4 separate regions of the Mus musculus genome follow, and all the other regions are linked to region 2. The links are chromatin loops, found by intact Hi-C in ENCODE. Cell type or tissue: heart. All regions are shown on one strand. Region 1 holds the start of Ubac2 (ubiquitin associated domain containing 2). Region 2 has its middle 81 kb from the start of Ubac2. Region 3 holds the start of Dock9 (dedicator of cytokinesis 9). Region 4 overlaps Dock9 (dedicator of cytokinesis 9).

Region 1 (5,000 bases), 82 kb before region 2:
GAATTCTTACTAATAAAATGGTTACATGTATTATTTAGTGACAGGGTTAGTCTACATGTGAGAATTTAAACTACATTATGCACACTATCTACAAGCACTTTTACCCAATCCTAACTGACACAGAACAAAACAGTGGCAAAGAAATAATCACAAGCGCCCTTTCCCCTGGTTCACTGCCCTAGCAGCGCACGCCTCCTGCAGAACCTTGCACACATCCTGCTGCACTGCACCTTCTGTCTTTGTGCATGCTGCTTCCTTTCTTCAAAACAACTTTCTGAAGGAACCGTACGTAGCATGCCTGGCTCCTTCATTTCTCAGGCTTTTCCCGCAAACACACAGCAGCCCTCTACCAGGACCACCATCCACTACACGTGACAGTACTGAAGAGCACTTTGATTACTGACTGGCCTGTTTGATGCTAGACTCCTTTACTCTGTTTACCACATTACTGTCTATGTAAACCATGCAGGGCTTCAGGAGGTCCTCAACTGAATGAACGGGAGGGGAGCGAAGTGTTAGCACTAAAGCACCTTTATCTCCTGATCACAAATGTCAGATGGGCAGGCAGGTGCGGGAAATGGCCAGAAAGATGGCTAGTCACAGCCTCTAGGCAGAGATGTATCAATCACCCCTCTGAGGGTGCTTGCTTCTTCCTCAGGATCAGACCTTTGACCTAACCACGGAGCCACACAGCTGCCTACCTAAAAGGACATCACTCAGCGGAGTAGCTATGTAGGAGAAAACACTGAAGCAAGAAAAGTCATTACAAGCCGGGAGGTGGTGGCGCACGCCTTTAATCACAGAACTTGGGAGGCAGAGGCAGGTGGATCTCTTGAGTTTGAGGCCAGCCTGGTCTACAGAGTGAGTTCCAGGACAGCCAGGGCTACACAGAGAAACCCTGTCTTGAAAAAAAAAGAAAAAGAAAACAAAACAAAACAAAAGGAAAGAAAAAGAAAAAGTCATTACATTCAGGAACGGCCAAATGACTGATCTAGGGAGAACCACCACTAAGCTCTATTGTCAAAATCAGAAACATTGAACCTAAGACTTGCCTAACACCGTGTTTCCAAAACCAAACAGTTCACAGGTCCTGGATGCTTGTCAAATGCACACCTAAAGCATGACCTAAGCCATCCCAGTAACTCCTCCGCTCTGAACACCGGCTCGAGGGAGCTCAAGAGGGACCTATAACCTCAGCTTTCCCTAGGCTACAGTTGGCCCTGAGAACACACCTGTTCAACACGCACCCATGCCAGCTATAACAAATGATTACCTTTCTTAAAGCTGTGCTACAAATGCGACTACAACCTAATCCATACTGTGCTGCCCTCGATCAGATTTCTCCCGTGTGCATATGTGTGCGCACGTGTGTGTGCACGTGTATACCTGTGTGCATGCTGATATTGGGATGTCTTTCTGAATCACTCCACTTTTTTTGACACAGTAAACTGGCTGGCCAGCAAAGCCCTGGGGAATCTCCTGCCTCCACCTCTCACTGGTGAGTTATAGACACACACTGCATGCCTTAGCTTTTACATGGGTATTGAGAATTAGAACTCAGATATTCATGCCTGCAGGACAAGCTTCATAACCACTGAGCCATGTCCCCAGACTGTCACTTTTTAACTTTTACATGTTTGGTACAAAAGGGTGCCTCAAGATGCTGAGAACAACTAAAATCGAAGAAATCTGCTGTTGACAGATCCACCCACATAGTGTAACCCTAGGAAAGCCACACTACCTTATTCATCCAAACAGTAGTTTGAAGACCAACTCACTAGTAGTTCTGATGGATTCTGGGGCCAATACGTCAACGTTTCCATAACTTAAATTAGGTACTAAATATGGAGATCATAAACAACATTAAACCTACTTCAAAGCCTGAGATTACGGTGAGAGGTGAGGACGACTTTAAATTATGTCGCTGGCTCTGACAGTCAGCTCTCAGACTATGTAACAGGAGTGTTCTTTGAAAGGCTCATGACGTTCACAACAGAATGTACCATCTGGAGATGCCAGGCACTTCTGTGCTCTAGCAACATTAACTTCACACGCAGAGATGGGAAATACCGACAGAGAAAGAAACTGCGAACTGCGGCTTGTTCAAACAGTTTGCTGTTAGTGTATCAATGCCTAATCTCAACACTGTTTAGTTAAGAGTCCACTCTCTAAAGTCAACTCAACATAATGTCGTGGGGGGGGGGGGTGCCTGGAGGTTGAATAAACTTCTCCGCCCTCTACCTGCTGACCACCGCAGACACTCCTGGAGAGTGCAGCGGCATCCAGAAGCAAAGCTTGCATTCTCTTGCCAAGTGACTTCCTAACTTCACTGAAAAGCGCTCACTTTTTCAGCTCGCAAAAACTCTTCAAGGACAACGGGTAAGATGTACGTGGAAGTTAATATTGAGGGGGCAGATTCTGGAGCGGAGGATGAAATTCACACGTTCCAGGAATCAGGTGGGTCCCAAAGAAGCCTGTATGAATGAAGGGGGAGAGGGAACCGAGCAGGGTTCCAGCGTCGCCCCCACGGGAACATCTTCCAGCCCCGCACTCGAGTCGCCAAGTGCGTGCGTGGGCCCGGGCCACGAGATGAGCGGGGCACCCGGCTGGACCCTAACTGCCCAGCCCACCTGCAGCAGGGCAGGAGCTGCTGCGCACCTTGTGGGAGACGCCGGGAGCGGAATGGACGTGGCACCCCCTCGGCCCTCGGGGCTATGGTGGGTGCGGCGCCCGCTGCCCCCTAAGAGCAAGAACTGACAAGGCTCGGGCGCGGGAGGCAAGGGGCCCCCAGCCTCCTGCAACCCCGAGTCCCCCGCTGCCCCGAGCCGGGTCCGGGAAGAGCTCGGAATGGAGCGAAGGGCGGCCCAAGGATGAGGGAACCGGTACTCACAAAGCCCACTGGAGCCGGTGCTGGTGAACATGGTCCCGCCGGGCCCGGAGCCCCCGCGGGGCGTCAGGGGGAGGGGAGGCAGAGGTGGAGAGCCCCCAGCGACCGCGCAGGCGCACTGTCAACCAGCGAGCGAAGTCGGCCCGGCGAGGCGCTCCGGAGCCGCCAGGAAGAAGGCGCATGCGCAGCCCGTGGGGCGTGCACACTCGGCCAGAGCCCGCCCCTTCCTTCCCAGAGAGGAAGTGCGTAGGTGCGGGCGAGCCGGATGGTAGCTGCTTCCGGTAGTTCGGGGCGGGTTTGGCGCATGCCAGAATTCCCAGTACAGAACCTTACGGCGTGAAGCGCCGTGAGCGAGCCGGTTCTTCCGCCACAGAACACCAGGCCTTTCTCGAGACCTCTGACCTTTCACTGGGCGAGACGGCCGCGAGTCCCACGCATGCTCAGTACTTCCGTGTGGGCCTTGGCGCTCAGTGAACAGTCTGCTTCCGGTGACCCACCAAGCACCTGGGGTTGCTGGGGTGAGGGTGGACAAGACGGCTAGTAGAAGAAAAAGTTTTAAAAATACACTTAGCTTTCTGTTCCGGGCAGTGGTGGCGCACGCCTTTAATCCCAGCACTTGGGAGGTTGAGTTCGAGGCCAGCCAGGTCTTAGAGAGTGAGTTCCAGGACAGCCAGGGCTTGGGGGGGGGGGGGGGGACTGTATGTTCATCCAGTTGAGTTATTTCGCAGGAAAATTATTTCCTTATGATCTTCGCAGAAGCTGATTCCCACAAAATCTGTAGCCCACTTAAGACTGGTTCTCAAACTATGGGGTCCCTGGGAGCACTGAAGGGTGTTCAGAAGACCCGGCCGATTTTTGTAGTAATGCTAAAACGTGTATTTTTCCTTTCCCGTTCTTTTTCATCCATGAGTAGTAAGGTTTTCCAATTAACCAGCGCCTGATAAACCAACTGGAACTGCAGGACGACCAAGTGCGTGTTAAGGCAGATCCCCAGTTGCAAGTAATCTAGAAGCCACCATTTAAACTTTGACATTTTATGGAGGGAAAAATGCCATTTAATCTAAGTGCTTGCTTTTCTAATTCCAGACCTACTCTGGGTGAGCTTTTCTTCATATACTTCATCCAAAACATCACAACAAACTAAAAAGAGAGAAGTGCGCAGGGAATCCCCACAGGGTATTGAGCCAGGCATTAAAAGCATTCTTCCTTAAAATGGTTTGCCTAGGAAAGTACCCGGTGTCAAAACTGAATGGTTGAATTTGGACATTTTTGCCTGATTCATCTAAGAAATGGCCCTATAGTGGTTAAATACATAGAAACGAGGGGGATAGTGTAGATTTAAGGAAAGCTTCAAAGTCACATTATGTCTCTTAAATTACTGTTTTGAAATTTAATCCTGTCTACTTAAGTCCTATATATTATAGATAGTAACCACTTATGGTAAACTAATATAAACTATAAAAGGTTATTATCTAATCAGGGTTAGAGAGGAAGAAATGAAGTAAATTCCTCATTCCGTTGAACATTAGTATGTTTGGAAGATCTGAAATCTGAAAAGATAGAAAGCTGTGAGATGAACAGTAGTCAGAAGTTTTGTAGCAGTTGCACATACTGACTGATATCAACATGAAAACTCAATCGTCACAAATTCAGGGCTCATAGGAAATGAAAACACTTGAGTGGAAATATACCAAAAATGAAGTGGTCAAAACTTGAAACTCTTGAAAATTATTCCACAGGAAACACTTTTTTTTTTCCTCTTCCAGTATCGTGAACATCAGTGCAGCAGTTCTGGTCACCTGGATTTATAAACACCAAGAAGTAGCAACAGCCAGTGTGCAAGTCACTGACAACCCAAGTCACCAAAAATCTTACTGAGAACCCATTAGCTCCTTGAATTAAAGATTATTTTGTGAAAAGAGGCTTGATCGTCTTGTTCTGCACCTGAAATAAAGCATTTCCCATTCTGTTGTTTTAAAATATTTACTCTGTAACAAGTGTACATAATTTTGTTTTTATAATAAAAAAGTAGTGATACCAAAATATGGGACAACTTAGATATATATTTTACCTATGTCAGAAGTGTTAAGCGAAGGGATTAAGTTGCACGCAG
Region 2 (5,000 bases):
TTCATGTACGAGTGGGTGTCTTTAGAGCCTAAAGAGGATGTACGCTCTCACTGCAGCTGGAGTTACATGCAGTTGTGATTGTTCCAGCAATTGGTAGATACATCAGATACTCCATATGGGTGCTGGAAATTAAAACCCCAGCCCTCTGGAAGCCAGTCCTCTTAACCCTGAACCATGTCTCCGGGTCCGAGGAGTACCTACTCTGAACAGGTTACTTACTGTTTTCTTCTAAACACAGAAATTCTCTTTCAAGATATCTCTGATATTTAAAGGAAGTTATATTTTCAGGTGTGTGGTGAATGTTTGCTTGTAATCCCTGCATTGGGAGCCAGAGGCTGGTTCATCATGAATCACGACCGGCCTTAACTAGAGGAGATACTTTGAAAAACAAAACTCATGTGCCATTAGAACATGTGCATATCTTCAAGTGAATAAGACATCGTCCAGTAAGGTCGTTAAAAGTTGAGTAAATGCTTGAATTGTAAATATTTCTCTGTAGTAGTCATTTGTACGCAAAAATCTCAAACCTGATTATCTCTTCAGTACTTACTAGAGTCATCAACGACACAAAAGAAAATTTCCTTCGCTTTTGGAAAAGATCAGGCTTCTCCTTCAACATATGTAGGATTTTTAGAGACTGAGTTCAGAGAGTTTTATGATTCACGCGTGTATCTCAGTTCACTTAACAGGGCAGCTGTTCCCAGTGTAGCTCAGAGGCATAAACAAAAGTCCTGGACAGTCAGATAAAACCTGTTAGTTTTTCCACAGAAAGCAGGGCGTGGTTGGCCTGCCTCTGTTTTATTATCACGTAGCCTTAGCCGTACTCTGAGAAAAGTCTAGGACATTCCAGGTTTGCACAGAAGAGAAAAAAAGCTGGTGTGTAATTAAAAAAAAAAGTTCAAAGCCTCTAGTCTCCATGGACACTGCACGCAGGTACACAGACCCACAAAGTAACTAAAATTGAAACTTAAAACAAAACGACAAAAACTAAACAAGGAATTAAAAAAAAAATCTTTCAATCTTTCCCGCTGTTCAATGTTACACCTTGTGAACTCAACTCAGTAGGGTGCAAAAAATAAATAAATAAAATCCAGTTCAGCAAGCATTTATTGAGTACCAGTTGCATACCCGAGCTCTAAATCTTAATGTGCCAGGCCGGCTCATTAATCCCAGAATGGTGGTGTTTTGCTCTCTAAACTAGGTATTTTCTCCCTTCAGCTCTAATATTAGCTTTAGGCCAGGGATTTGGGTTTTTGAAGAGGTGGGACGCAATTCCATTTTTTTTTTTTCCCCCATAAGTTTCCTAACACTTGATCAGGAGGCGTCCTAAGAAATCCCCCGGCCCCGCCTCTGGTTTTCAAGGCCAAGCCTCGGAAGCTGACCAGGCAGGTAAGAAGCTGTCCATCAGGGGGTAGTGGGTGTGGCTTGAGTAGCCGGGCCAATCAGTGGAGCCTTCCTGAAGGCTGACTCTGGGCCGGAGAGCCCGCCCCGATGGAAGCCACAGAGCATGCGCATCAGCGGAGCCCCAAGCTCCCCTGCTTGCGCGCTCTCTGCGCGGGGGCTAGGGCTGTGCCCTTGTGCTTTACGAGGGAGAAAGGAAATTTGGGGGAAGGCAGAAGAGGCTTCAGGAGATGGTCCTCTCGGAGGTACGCCGTCAGCAGCGGTGACCCCGGAGGTCCCGGGTTCGGCACCCGCGGGGTAGAAGGCTGGCACTGCAGCTGAGTCACATCAGTTCGCTGTCCTCAGGCTGTAGCTGAGATAATCGAGGTCCAGGAGTCACGCTGGCGTCCTAGGTGACGCAGCACGCGGCCCGAGGTCTGTGTTGGGCCCTACGCCCATCCGGATCGACGCTGTCCAGTTCCACCGCGAGCCACATGTTTGGGGACAGTAAGGTGGACCCAAATACGCCCGACTAGTCTCGAGGGCGAGGACTTGTATCTTCTCAGTCACATAAATAAAGACTACGTTGTCCGGTGCCTCGTTCAGGGCATTATGGTGCCAGCGAGTCCGCACCCTCACGGCTCTTTGGGGCCTCGACAGTCTCTTTGGAGACCCGGGGAAAGAGGTTCAGGATGTAGGGTCTGTGCCCTCCGGGGCGGAGGAATCACCAGATTCCAGAGTCAGGTCCTGCCCACCGACTCCGCCCCATCGGCCCCGCCCCACAGGGCGCCCCGCCCATCGGCCCCGCCCCACCTCGCCGGACGCCCCGCCCCTAGGAGGCGGCCGCGCAGGGAGGTCGGGGGCATGGGGGAGTCGCGGCGAGCGCTGCGCGTAGGATCGTCCGGAGCTAGCCCAGGCGCCGCAGCAGGCACGCGGGCCCGGGGAGGACACCTCGGGGCGTGACGCGGCACAGAGGGCGTGGCCCGGGCTGCAGCGCCTGAGGACCCGACCGGGACCGCGGGTTCCCGTGCCCCGGGCGCACCTGGCGGCGGCGCGACCGGGCCAGACCGCGCGCGCCGGATCCCGCAGCGGCGGCCGGAGGATGGCGCAGCAGCAGCTCCCTGTGTCGACGGAGACTCGGAAGTTCACCCGGGCTTTGAGCAAGCCCGGCACGGCGGCGGAGCTGCGGCAGAGCGTGTCAGAGGTGGTGCGCGGCTCGGTGCTCCTGGTGAGCGAGGCGCGCAGGTGGCGGGCGGGCCTGACCAGCGCTCTGGTAAATCCGGAGCAGACAGAGAAAGGGAGCGGGCGGGCAGCGGGGAGATCTTTGGGGGCCGCAACTTCCAGAGTCCAGAGCTTGCCCTCCTAGGGCTTTTCCTCTCCTCCTGGGAAATTTCCGCCCTCTGTCCACTTCCCTGCCCCCCACGTTACCTGTCCTCTGCCAATTGGGAAGTTTCTCTGTCCTCACCGCATCCTCGGTGTTTCGGGGGGCTTGGCAGGTGCCCGGGCCTCATACAGTGTAGAGGAGGTGGGGTCTTTACCACCCATCTGATGGTCCAGCGAATAGGTTTCCCCGCGGATGTTTGGGTGGGCAGATCTCTGCTCAGTGTGCTAAGCTGGTGTCTGGAGGCTTCTTATGAGTGGCAAGGGGTGAACTTGCTCGTTTCATCCTTGGTACAAATTACTTTGAAGTCTGGGGACTTGAGGCTAGCATAGCAAGACAAACCAAGGTGAACCCAGTCGTGTCAGTGACTCCTGGAAACAGGCCACTGGGTGTGAGAAAGGTGAAGTTTAAAAAATCAACTTTTTCACAGCCAGGGACGGCCCTGCTGTATTTGGAAAAGAGGGCACGCTGAGATGCTGGGCTGGTGCCGGGAGAGGAGCAGTCTGTGCTGGAGGGAGCTCCTCAGGGCAGCTGGAAACTTTTTAGCAGCTCTTTGCGTTTGTTTTCTTGAAGGGGACTTGTTTGTGGGTGTGTTCCTTGGAACATGTGAGGAGATGAGCCTTGAAAGTAATGTCTGTGGCCTTGTGGTGCAGTGTGTGGGGGATTGCCAAGGAGCATTGTTTATGAACACAGGGCAGATGCTTCGCTTTTCGTGGCAGATCGGAGCCCGTCCTGGGTCAGACAGGAACGATGCCGGTGTGAACGATGCTGGTGTGAACGATGCTGGTGGAGATTTGTGTTGATTTCCATATCCAGTCTGCTCAGTTTGGATTTTCTGTCGTTTGCCAGCGCTGCCAACTCACCCTACATCACTCAAAATTGAGTTTGATCTGCGATAATCAGGGATTTTATTTTTCAGTTTTACAGAACTTGGTCAGTTGAAGAACGGACCAGAACCTGGCTGACCGTGTCTTTGATAACTTGTATTAACTTCTGTTGCCGAAGCATCATTGCTTTTTGAAGCTGCAGGAGGGAGTAGTCTCAACCTCTGTGGCCCCCCTCTCTCCTCTCAGCTGGGACTCTTTCTTAATTGGGGTGCTGTGATCATCAGGGATGTTAGGAAAAATTGGAACTAACGATACACTTTCTTGTGCTGTGACTTCCACAGTGCCACACTAATCAATGTGCTGCAGCCCTTGAATATCTGATTCCTGTTTGAGGGTGGCCCATTGACAGTATCCCCACGTGTGACATGCTTCTGCTGTTTTGGTCTAATGAAACTTTTAGTAGTATGCATTTTCCTTGGACACTCTTAAATATAGCCAGGCACTTTGCTGGTGTCTCAACTCTTAGTTTTGTCTACCTGTCTGTCTGTCTATGGTCATGTGTCTGATATAATCTATGATGAAATTGTTACAAAATATGAGGAAGCTGATGACAACGTAGGTGCAGAGAAGGCTCCTGGCCCGGATGGGGGAATGCAGAACATGGGAGGAGTCTGGGAGAGGTTTCAAGCCACTAAATATTACCCATGAATCTCACCTTCCACCCTTTTCCTGTGTCTGCCAGGAAGTCACAGCAGGTGCACCTGTCACATAAATTCTGGCCTATCTCTGTCCTGTGAGCATCTGAGACAGTAATCCCGGTTCTCTCGGGAGGCGGCCATGCCTTGGTCCGTTGGTGCCTGCTTAGATGAGAGTGTTGATCTTCTCTGCTTTGGTCACCTGGCCTAGTGCTAGCCTTAATTCCACAGCACCCTAGATGCCCAAAGCAGCCCTGAAGATGGCCCAAGGCAGCGGGCGATGCCAGGGTTCGACATGTGCTTATACACATGGCATTGTTGAATAGATCTCCCCTCCTTCTTATGGACTCAGATCTGTGGGCCCTTTTTAGTCATTCTGTATTAATTTGAGGAGCGTATGGGTAAGTATACAAAATTGAATCTGCTGTGGCAGACTTTATTTCATCGTATTAACTGAATAATTACCGAGGTTTTGCCAAATTTGGTTTATGTGCATCTTTCCCTCCCTCCCTCCCTCCCTCCCTCCCTCCCTCCCTCTCTCCCTCTCTTCCTATTTCTCTTCTTTTGCTTCCTCTCTTCCTCCCCCTTTCTCTAAACTTTCTCTCTTTCCCCCTTCCTTACTGGTGTCTAGTCTCAGGCCTTTTAACACATTTCACCACTATATACGTAGTGTTTGGTTTTAGAAACTAGGAATAGTTTCTATGACCCTCATAATAT
Region 3 (5,000 bases), 99 kb after region 2:
GGAATAGCAACAGCAGTTACCCCCAAGTGAGCATCTGTACGCCATTGTGTGAAGGCTGTTTAGTATGTACGTTTAAAGTCCGAATCAGTTTGCCCGTGTGAGAAACAGGGCTAACTGACATAGAGTTTCCAAGAGTAGGTAAGACTGCAGACTGTAAGCAGTGCTTTGTACAGGGCAAACAGTGCTTCTCAGGCAACGTCTTAACCCAGCAGACTACTATGGATACCACTGCGGGTTGACTCAACAAATTGGATAGCTTGTTTCCTTAGCTGCTGGCTGCTGAGTGGCAGTGGAAATCTGAGGAAGATTAGGCCTATCCTGTGAGCCACCTAGAAGGTTTGTGAGCTGTTGCTCATGTCTGTGGTTTGTGCTGTGATTTCTAGCCTCTTATCTAGGACACCTCTAAATTTTAATTTCGTTCTTCTTTTGGCTTTATTTGTATGTAACTGAAACTCTCTACTCCTGCCCCTCTGTAACCTTAGAATGGTTTTTCAAATTCCTGGATTCTATTATTTTGGGATGCAGCTTTGATTAGAATGCCAGAGTTTGCCTTGAAAGATAATCTATAAGCTAGCCTCTTCTATATATTTTATTTTATTTTTTTCTTTCTTGAGACAGGGTTTCTCTCTGAAGTCCTGGCTGTCCTGGAACTTACTATGTAGAGTAGACAGGCCTCAAACTCGGAGTTCCGAAGCCTGCCTCTGTGTCCTGAGTGAAGAGAGTAAATGAGTGGTCACCACCATAACCTACCCAGTTTCTAAATCTTGGATAGTTTATTCTTTCTTTTCTTTAGTCTTTCGGGGAAGGGGTCATGGTGGGTGGGCCTTGAACTTCATATGTGTTTTAACGATAGAAAGATCTTGAAGTTCTGACCCTTCAGTCTCTACCTCCAGAATGCTATGATTACAGGCATGGATCCCAATTTCTGATTTATGTGATGCTAAGGATTGAACGCAGGGCTTTGTGCATGCCAGGCAAACACTACCAACAGAGCTATGTACCCAACTCTTTAAAAGTGTATTTATTATAAAAGCTAGGTTTTGATTTTTTTTTCTTGATACAGGAGCTTACTTTTAGTTCTAGGCAGGCCTTGAACTGGTGGCAATCCTCCTGCCTTAGTTATCCCCGAGTTTTGGAATTATAGGTGTGAACAGCCACACCCAGCAAGTTAACTATTTTTTAAATGGACTCAGTAATTTATTTACTACACAGTGGTGATCATAGTCAGAAGGATTTCTGGTGTTTAAATGACAGTGGCAGGTGCTGAAGGGAAAGAGGGAGGGCAGTTAGGCACTGTGTGGCCTCTCAGTTTCCACTTGAGTCCTACTGAGCTCTGGCAGTCTCCATCATCCTGGTGCCTGCAGAGTGATGGTGGGGCTGGGTGGGTTTGGACTGCATTTCTTCTGCTGGCTTCTGGTCCTAGACTATTTTGTACATTGAGACTGTGGATGCTATTTACTGACTATTATAATATTTGTATCTGTTACTAGACAGGTCTTGATTTCAAAGAAGTGAACAGGCACTAAATGGGAGGGGTTCCACCCGAAGGGCATCTTTACATTTAACCCACCTGTAGTACATGCTTTCTGTGCATCTTTGTAGCAAACCCCTTCGTGCATCTTTGTAGCAAACCCCTTCGTGCATCCTTGTAGCGAACCTCTCCGATGCTTGTGTTTTGATTTTTGCTAGTTGATCTCTTAAAAAGTTACTCCTTCAGGGAATATGAGGAAACAAAAAAGATAGCAGACTTCTTTTTTTTTTTTTTTCCATTTTTTATTAGGTATTTAACTCATTTACATTTCCAATGCTATACCAAAAGTCCCCCATATCCACCCACCCCCACTCCCCTGCCCACCCACTCCCCCTTTTTGGCCCTGGTGTTCCCCTGTACTGGGGCATATAAAGTTTGCAAGTCCAATGGGCCTCTCTTTCCAGTGATGGCCGACTAGGCCATCTTTTGATATATATGCAGCTAGAGTCAAGAGCTCCGGGGTACTGGTTAGTTCATAATGTTGTTCCACCTATAGGGTTGCAGATCCCTTTAGCTCCTTGGCTACTTTCTCTAGCTCCTCCATTGGGGGCCGTGTGACCCATCCAATAGCTGACTGTGAGCATCCACTTCTGTGTTTGCTAGGCCCCGGCCTAGTCTCACAAGAGACAGCTACATCTGGGTCCTTTCAATAAAATCTTGCTAGTGTATGCAATGGTGTCAGCGTTTGGATGCTGATTATGGGGTGGATCCCTGGATATGGCAGTCTCTACATGGTCCATCCTTTCATCTCAGCTCCAAACTTTGGCTCTGTAACTCCTGATAGCAGACTTCTGCAAGAACATCTGTGTATCTCTCTTCTTCAGGATATCTTTGGACTTCCCATCTTTTTCCTATTCTTGAGGGAAGAGACTTTCTGCTTTACGTTTCCACTCTGACCTTCTCCATCCTTTAACACTGGGCACACTACATCCTGGCACACACACGTTGTTGTGTGCAAAGAAAATGTCCATGGTAAATGCTTTGGCTGCATTATTAATTTATTCAGCATTACGGTATCATCTCCCTGGCATAAAACAGATACATGAGTTTGTCTGCTGCTGTCTGTCCTGCAAGGAGAAATGATTTCTTGAACTGTACCTCCTGGGAACACCCTTGCTTGCTCGTTTGGTCCTGCTTTGATCAGGAGCCAAGTTCTTGGTGCTTAGCCATAACACAAATGAAAGCGTTTTGAAACTGCAACTTTTAGACCAGCCAGGCGACCTAGCTGGGGGCTTCAGATCGGAAGTCCTTATGAGGGAGCCTCGCTGGGATCGGCAGGCTTCCTTCTCAATGCTGCACTATTTGGATTCACATTGATTTGGCCCACGCTGTGTGGAACAGACACAATGAGGCTGGTCTTTCATTGCAGAGGCAGTACACTGTGTATTGTTCTGTTTGGGGGTTGTTTTTCTTTGGCCAGCGAGCAGGAGCCTCCCATTCTCCTAGCTGTAGTAACACCCCTAGAGGCTGGCCTTCTCGGTCATGCCTTCCCCACCCCTCAGGCTCTGCACTTCCAGTGCCTGGGAAACAGGCTTCAGGCTTCCTTTCCTTTCTCTGGCCAGCGGTGCGGCTGGTGGGGGACTCTCAGCTGTCCCTGCTGCAGGCTTTCTGACAGTGGTCTGTGTGGAGAATGCAGGCTGAGAAGTACAGGACGAGCGGTAGAAGTGACAAGAAGGAGTTGGTCATCGAGTCCCCCCTGCAGTACAAGGATGCAGCTCAGGCAGACGTGGAGGCAGAGAGCTCCACATTGGTAAGAGTCCCGTCCTGTCGCCCTGTCCCGGGACCGTGACTGCTTCTGAATGAGTCAGTGACCCACCGCATCCCGCTGCTCTTTCTGACTTTCCGACTTGCTCCTTTCTGACTTGCTCCGCCTGTCTCTAGGAAACCCTTATCTCTACCTTTCCTTATAGACTGGCCTGAAGTCTACTTCCATCCTTCCTCAGGAAAGAAATGTTGACGTTTGTGGGTGAACAGGTTTCTGGGAGGAGCTTTGCATAAAACAATTTAGTATTGTTCAAAAATTTTGTCACACCTAGCCACAACGATTTTTTTTTTTCAGAAGTCAACTGGGCGGGGGTTTTAACAGCACCCTGGGAGTTGGAAAGGAAGTATTTTGCAGACTTAAACCCTTCTGTGCATTGTCTATTTATGTCAGTGAGAAAACAAGGCAGGTAGGTGCTGAGGAGTGCACGCCGGTCTCTTCCCCTTGTTTATTTTTATCAGGGGCGTTTGTGTTGAACAGAGTCAGAAAGAATCTCAGCTGACAGCAAAGTTGATGTTTTAGCATTAGCCAAACCCATAGTAGTTTGAACAAACTCAAGTGCCTTCTTAGACTCTGGAAGGGAAGACCATGTAAAGTAATTGTGTTGTTAACCGTCAATGAGTAGGCTGTGCTTCCCGTTTGGAATTTCTTTAGTACAATAAAGGCACATAATTTTTTAAAGCAAGCTGCAGAAACCACCAGCGTGCTCTGCCGAGGGGACAATTGAGCCTTTCACACGGGCTGTTAAAGGGATTGTCAAGCTAGTGCCTAGTACCTCTGTGTAGCTTTCCCCACCCCAAACATGGAAGTTCAGTTGTGGCTGCTCTAGTGCTCTAGTGTTTGGTTTCCAGTTTACTGCACTGGCAATTAACAGCTGTGAGGGTGGGAGCTTAAACTCTCCAAGAGCATATTTCACCCTGACCGAATCGCTTTCCTTTGTGATGAGGGGGGTTAACTTACTTGTATTGCGCCGCCTTCAAAACTGTACTGCTTGTTCTTGACTGAAAGTCAGTCAAATAAGTTGGCTCCCCCTCCCACCCCACCCCGCCACACGCACACAGTTCATTTTTAACATACAGATTTACTGCCTCCGCCCCTTTTCTGGAATATAAAGTTTACAGTTGTTTGCTCCCTATCTTCAAGCCTGATAGATAGCTCATTGTATCATCGTGGCTTGAGTCACCTGCATGCCTCCTAGGGTGAAATCCTAGAGTGGAAGATGAAGGATGTTGTGTGGTTTGGGTTTCCTGGGTGGATATCCTGAAATGTGTTTGTTCTCTCGTGGTTCTCTGGATGGGCAGAAATCGTTACCGGAAGAACTAAGTAGCTTGTAGTGATGTTCTGATTTTTTTCTTTCAAATAATGTAGAAGTGACTTCTCTTAAAAAAACATGACTGCTCTTTCTAGTGTTCTCATGTTTTCTGCGTATGCTGTAGTTCCTTGTTTAGCTCAGTCCAGATGGTTCCACTGGGAATTGTAAAAGACAAGGCTGGGCCAGCTACAGGTGTACATGGGGAAATGATTCTTGGGACATGGAAACTTCTGGTCCCGTGGAGTGGTCCAGTTCCGTGCACCTGCAGAGGGGTGTGGAGAGGGAAGGAAACTGATACAACCTGACAACTTTCTTATCTGCAGGAGTTTCTCTTCCACAGAGGTAAACAAGATAAGAGGGGAATATCAGATAGAAGCCAGGATGTTTAGGGGGTG
Region 4 (5,000 bases), 150 kb after region 2:
GAAGAAATCAGGGCAGAAACTCGGAGCAGCAAACTGGAGTCAGGATCTGAAGCAGAGGCCATGGAGTAACGCTGCTGGCCGGTTTTCTTTTCCATGGCTTGCTCAGATCGGCTTTATTATAGGACCAGGACCAGCAGCCCAGGATGGCTCTGTCCATAGTGAGCTGGACCCTCCCTCATCAATCATCAGTTAAGAAAATGAACCACGGGCTAGCCCACAGGCCAGCCTGGCTAGGGCATCTTCTCAGATGACCTAACTCAGGTCAAGCTGACATAAATGAGCCAGTGCACTTGGGTGCTCTTTATCTACTCGATAGCCACAGTTCCCAAGAGGGTGATTGTGGTAATCTTGTCACTGCAACTAAAGAGGAGCTGCTGGTTTATGAAGCGTGTGGCCGGATCACCTGGATCAGCAGGAGAACAACCGCAAAGCTGGGCTCCTCCCTTCGTGCATTTTGTAACTTTGAGAAACCCCAGAGTCACTGAAAAGCACAAGGAAAAACAAAACAGCCATGTTGTGTTGCCTCTCTCCCAGAGCCAGTGCTGCCCCTGCCACTACCTCGTCAGCCTCAGTGGCAGGCGCATCCTTCAGACACTGCCTTTGCTCCCATTCTCCTTCGAGCCGCAGCCCCAGCCGCAGCCACAAACTGTGATGCCTTTACCTCCATTGTGTTCCGTGTTTTTACAAGTATTTCACCACGAGGACGCAGGGTGTTGATCCTGGATGTTTGAAAGTTGCTTTTCTGTTTACTTTGCTCTGATGTTCAGTACTATCTCATTTAGCCTTGTTTCGGGTACAGATCTGGTCAGTCATTTTTATTGTACTGTAGAAACATTTTAGCTCTTAGGCTATTTCCATTTTTTCTTACTTCGAACAATGTTACAATGAGTATCCTTGGCCCGATCTCCTGTGTGTGCATGTGCACACGGGTGTGTGTGTGTGCGTGCGTGTGTGTGTGTGCATGCATGTGTCTGTGTGTGTGTGCATGATTCTTTTAAATGAGTGACGCCTTTGTCTTCACTATCCCTCATTCTTTTTGTGTCCTTACCTTTCTGTTTTATTTTTAATAATAAAGTAAAATGGTGACTGTACACACCCACACGTTAAGCACTGTAATAGAATCATGCTGTGTCAATATAGGATTGCAACTAGACTAGCATTCAGCATTGACCTTTCTCAGTATAAATTTTCCTGGCTGGAACTGTGGGTATTGTTTTTCCTCAGGACTTAGCTGTTTCCACAGAATCTTTTTAGCACCTGCCTATTAAAGCTAACTTTAGAGCCCTCATTGTAACCTATGCCTAGCCTGGAGGAGTTTTGGGTTCTGGCTTCTATGTTTATTTTCTTGCTTTTTCTCCCGTGTGTGTGTGTGTGTGTGTGTGTGCGCGCGCGCGCGTGTTTCAGTCTCTGTGTCTCTGTATGCCTGTGTTGTATGTCTGTGCATGTGTCTGTTTCTGTGTGTTTGTATGTGGTGTGTATCTCTATATGTGTCTGTGTGTGTGTCTGCCTGTGTGTGTATGTGTATTTCTGTGTGCCTGTGTATATATCTGCATGCCTGTTTCTGTGTGTGTGCATATGTCTGTGTGTCTGTGTATGTGTGTGTCTGTCTCTGTGTGTTTGTGTGTTGAGTCTGTGTATTATGTCTGTGTGTGTGTCTGTATGTGTGTGTCTGTCTGTATGTGTGTCTGTGTGTGTGTCTGAAACCCAGGGCCTTGGATATGGTAGACCAATACTCTATCACTGAGTTGCACCCCTCACCCCATCATGTTAGGAAGTCTAGGCCTCGTTTGACACCCATATATGCATGTATCTTTATTTCTGGATGCTCAGAGGACCCCATAGCAACGGGTTAGAACTGCTTGACTCTTAGTTTATTGAAGCAGCACACTGACGCAACCTAGAAACCAGAAAAGAACTTTCTGGCAACTCAGTGAATAGCATGGTCACCTAAGAAACAGCTCAGGTTCTTTGAGTCCCACATTGGTTATTTAACACCTGCATTTTCAGGCCAGGTCTGGCGGCACACCACTGGGGAGGCAAAGTAGGAGGAATGCAAGTTCAGGGTCAGCCTGGCTCATAGCAAAACTCTGTCTTGGCCAAAGCAAAGCCAACAAAGAAATCCAATTTTTTTCCCCTATGAAGATGCATAAGAATTTTAGCTTTGTCTTCTGGTACCTGGCAGAAAACAAAGGCGAAAAAGGGGACAGTGTGTTGTCCTTCCCCCAGGTGTTCCCGTGAGGATCACTGGACCTGTGGATCTGTCAGTCCCTGTGCCTTCAGAATGCTGGCCTTCTCACAGTTGTGTTGTGAGGGGCCAGGCTCTACCTGGTGGCTGCCGGCCTATGCCTGGTCCCTTTGTGGTCAGCCCAGCTGTTTATCGCCTCCTGTTACAGTGCTGGGGTTGTGGCTCATTTGTTGAGGGAGCACGGGAACTGGCTAGCGAATGGACATCCTGTTTTCAGGAGGAATGAGTCCCGTGTTACAGAGTCAGATGGAGTGTGTGTGGAAAGGGGGAGGAGGGGAGTGTTCTCTGGGTAAAGAGGTCGGGGAAGCGTTTGATGGGAGGCCCAGGCAGTGTGAAGACTCTACAGTCTTCAGGGAGGATGCCTGGAACAATGGGGCCAGGCAAAGGTAGCTGGGGGTAACTTAATGGCCGAGTCCTCTCTGGACAGCTTGTCATTGCCTAACTCATCCTGTTCCTCTGGCTTTTGTTTTCTCCACTGAGACCCACACTTGGACAAACAGGAAATGTCTGACGGGAAGTTGTTTCAGTGCAAAATAACTGATGTTTCATTCTGGAATATTATGGACTAGCCTCATGATGTGAGTGAAGCCAACTTGGATTTTCAGGGTTGTTGGTGTGTTCTTGGGGCCTTTGCTTATTCCTGGAGAAAAGGCGCATCTTTACTGTTTCCATACCAGGGACAGACTGTATTTACCCTAAAAGTTCATCTTTTCCTCCTATTGTCTAGCAGGGAAGCAAACAGTTTTTACTGTAAATATAACAAAACACAGAGCATCAGTCTATAATTGTAAGAATTTATATTTAAAAGGCGTCTGTGAACCAGTGAGTTGGTTTCTTCTAGAACTCGGGGAGCTCCTCCCTCTGATTGCCTTCATGTTAGATGAGGCCGGAGGGTGTGCGTTGCCTTCTTGTGTAGAGGAAATGTGAAGAAAACCTCAGCTCTCTTCCTTCATTTTCTTCTGGGGATAGCGGGGCAAACAGTAGCTCACAACTTGTCATCTTGTATTCTGAAAGAGAGGCATCTCACGTGACTCCAAAAGCTTCCATTCAGTTTCTTATCATTTTATCTCGAAGTCAAAGAACTTTTCTTTACAGGTAAGCCTTTCATAGTTGAATACAGGACAGAGAAAGTGGTGTCTGCAACTTTATAGTCTCTTTGAGGCTGGATAAGGGCTGGGGACCATGCTCAACAGGACTTGTGGGAACCCGTGTGGTTTCCTGGACACATTTTAGTTTAATAAGAGTTTTAAAGCCAAGTTTGTAACAAACACTTCCTTCCCTAAGTCTCAAACCAGAAACGATGCCATTATTACACCAAGGGATTGACTGCAGTTTGGCAGTCATTGCGTTGATAAGCCTTCTAATTCTAGAAAGTTCTAGCCTGGCTTTGTGTCTTGAGGTGAAACGTAAGTCCTTTTGAGTTAAATCTCATATATGCAGTAAATATGTGTTATGGTAGCCTTTTAATTTAAGAAGTAAATAATTGGGGGATGGGAGGGGTCGGGTGGGGGTGAGGGATGGCTCAGCGGTTAAGAGCACTGACTGCTCTTCCAGAGATCCTGAGTTCAATTCCCAGCAACCACATGGTGACTCACAACCCTCTTTAATGGGATTGATGCTCTCTCCTGTGTGTCTGAAGACAGCTACAGTGTTCTCATATAAATAAAATAAATTTTTTTAAAAGTAAATAATCTGGGGGCTGGAGAGATGGCTCTGTTGTTAAAAGCACCAGCTGCTCTTCTGGGGGGGGGGCGCTTAGATTCCTAGCACGTGCATGGCAGCTCATAACCATCCAAGTTTCCAGTCCTAGGGGTGTCTATGGGTACATGGTTCAAAGGCATGCATACAGGCAAACCACCCATATACATAACAGTCTTTTAAAGAATTACACATTTTGGCCTCAGGGGATTTTGCTAACTGTTTTATTTCATTTTGTCTAAATGACTCAACACAGTATTTTTCCTGTAATACAGTACAGGAAAAATTATTTCAAATTATTATTTGAAATAAGTAAAATTGCCCATAGATTTTTTTCACTTTAAATCATTTCTTCGGCTCACAGAAAACTAGAGATACATCACTGTCTCTTCTGGAAACATGAGAATGTCGGTGACTGGGCTTAAGGTTTACTGTGTGGGTTAGGAGGTATTTTTGTTTGTTTGTTTTGGTATGGCTCTTTGGGCTGAGTCCTTCTCTTTGCCGAGTGTGCAAGTGACAGCTTCTAGGGAAAGTCGCTCTGCTCCTGTCCATTTCCCCCCGCACATTTCTCTCTCTACTGAACCTAAAATAGAAAGCAGGCCACGGCCAGGATGCAGCCACGGCCGTCTGAGGAAGCTCCTACAGCCCTCTGGACTGGCCGACCACAGTCTATTTTCAGAGCAGGACTGAATCCCGCCACCCTGAAATGCGCTCAATTGCATAGTCTTGGGATAATTTTTTTTAACAGCTGTATTTTTGTGGGCACCTTGGCTGTGAAAGTGCATATTATAAGTATCTTTACCAAACATTGATTAAGATTTTACTTTTATGCTTCCTGTCAGTAAAACTGCCCGTGTTGGGTAAAGAAGTCAATCTTTTATCTTCATGATTGTCCTCCTCTTCCTGAGAACTCCAGTGGTAACCTGCTGTGATTCCTCTCCTGCCACACTGGGCACCGAGAGAATGTGTATGTGCACGCGCAAGACAGCTAGCTGCTTCCTACGTGTGCTCGTGATTTCCCAGTTACTTTGATAGTTTCTCTACCATTAAAACGTAT

Evidence for each region. A loop is a pair of places that touch in the nucleus more often than their neighbours do. Peaks named below come from ENCODE experiments on the same cell type or tissue, not always from the same donor. Only the 100,000 strongest peaks of a DNase experiment are listed, where the experiment ranks them.
Region 1: it touches region 2 in a loop (2.9-fold over the local background); 5 of 42 quality-filtered maps call a loop at or near these places.
Region 3: it touches region 2 in a loop (2.4-fold over the local background); 3 of 42 quality-filtered maps call a loop at or near these places.
Region 4: it touches region 2 in a loop (2.0-fold over the local background); 2 of 42 quality-filtered maps call a loop at or near these places.

Annotation. Positions count from the first base shown.
Region 1 is chr14:121,876,665-121,881,664 of GRCm38, reverse strand. It overlaps Ubac2 (ubiquitin associated domain containing 2), which reads right to left and starts at 3,059. Exons shown (of 9, transcript NM_026861.2): 1 at 2,891-3,059. The coding sequence starts at 2,921. 1810041H14Rik (RIKEN cDNA 1810041H14 gene) reads left to right here and starts at 2,257. Exons shown (of 2, transcript NR_130999.1): 1 at 2,257-2,457; 2 at 4,654-4,806. In heart, a CTCF peak has its summit at 3,010; a DNase peak (open chromatin) is centred at 3,114; H3K4me3 peaks cover 2,259 bases; H3K27ac peaks cover 1,760 bases.
Region 2 is chr14:121,795,098-121,800,097 of GRCm38, reverse strand. It overlaps a transcript of Dock9 not described here. Among named protein-coding and RNA genes, the nearest start is that of Ubac2, 81 kb to the left of the region's middle. In heart, a CTCF peak has its summit at 2,467; DNase peaks (open chromatin) are centred at 1,457, 2,157 and 3,367; H3K4me3 peaks cover 2,679 bases; H3K27ac peaks cover 2,222 bases; H3K27me3 peaks cover 1,367 bases.
Region 3 is chr14:121,696,475-121,701,474 of GRCm38, reverse strand. It overlaps Dock9 (dedicator of cytokinesis 9), which reads left to right and starts at 3,058. Exons shown (of 54, transcript NM_001081039.1): 1 at 3,058-3,281. The coding sequence starts at 3,162. In heart, a CTCF peak has its summit at 3,012; DNase peaks (open chromatin) are centred at 3,014, 4,264 and 4,850; H3K4me3 peaks cover 1,784 bases; H3K27ac peaks cover 1,311 bases.
Region 4 is chr14:121,646,356-121,651,355 of GRCm38, reverse strand. The region is part of intron 9 of Dock9 (dedicator of cytokinesis 9); the gene reads left to right. Among named protein-coding and RNA genes, the nearest start is that of Dock9, 50 kb to the left of the region's middle. In heart, no CTCF peak of the experiment used is centred here; DNase peaks (open chromatin) are centred at 2,465 and 4,555; H3K4me3 peaks cover 473 bases; H3K27ac peaks cover 1,679 bases.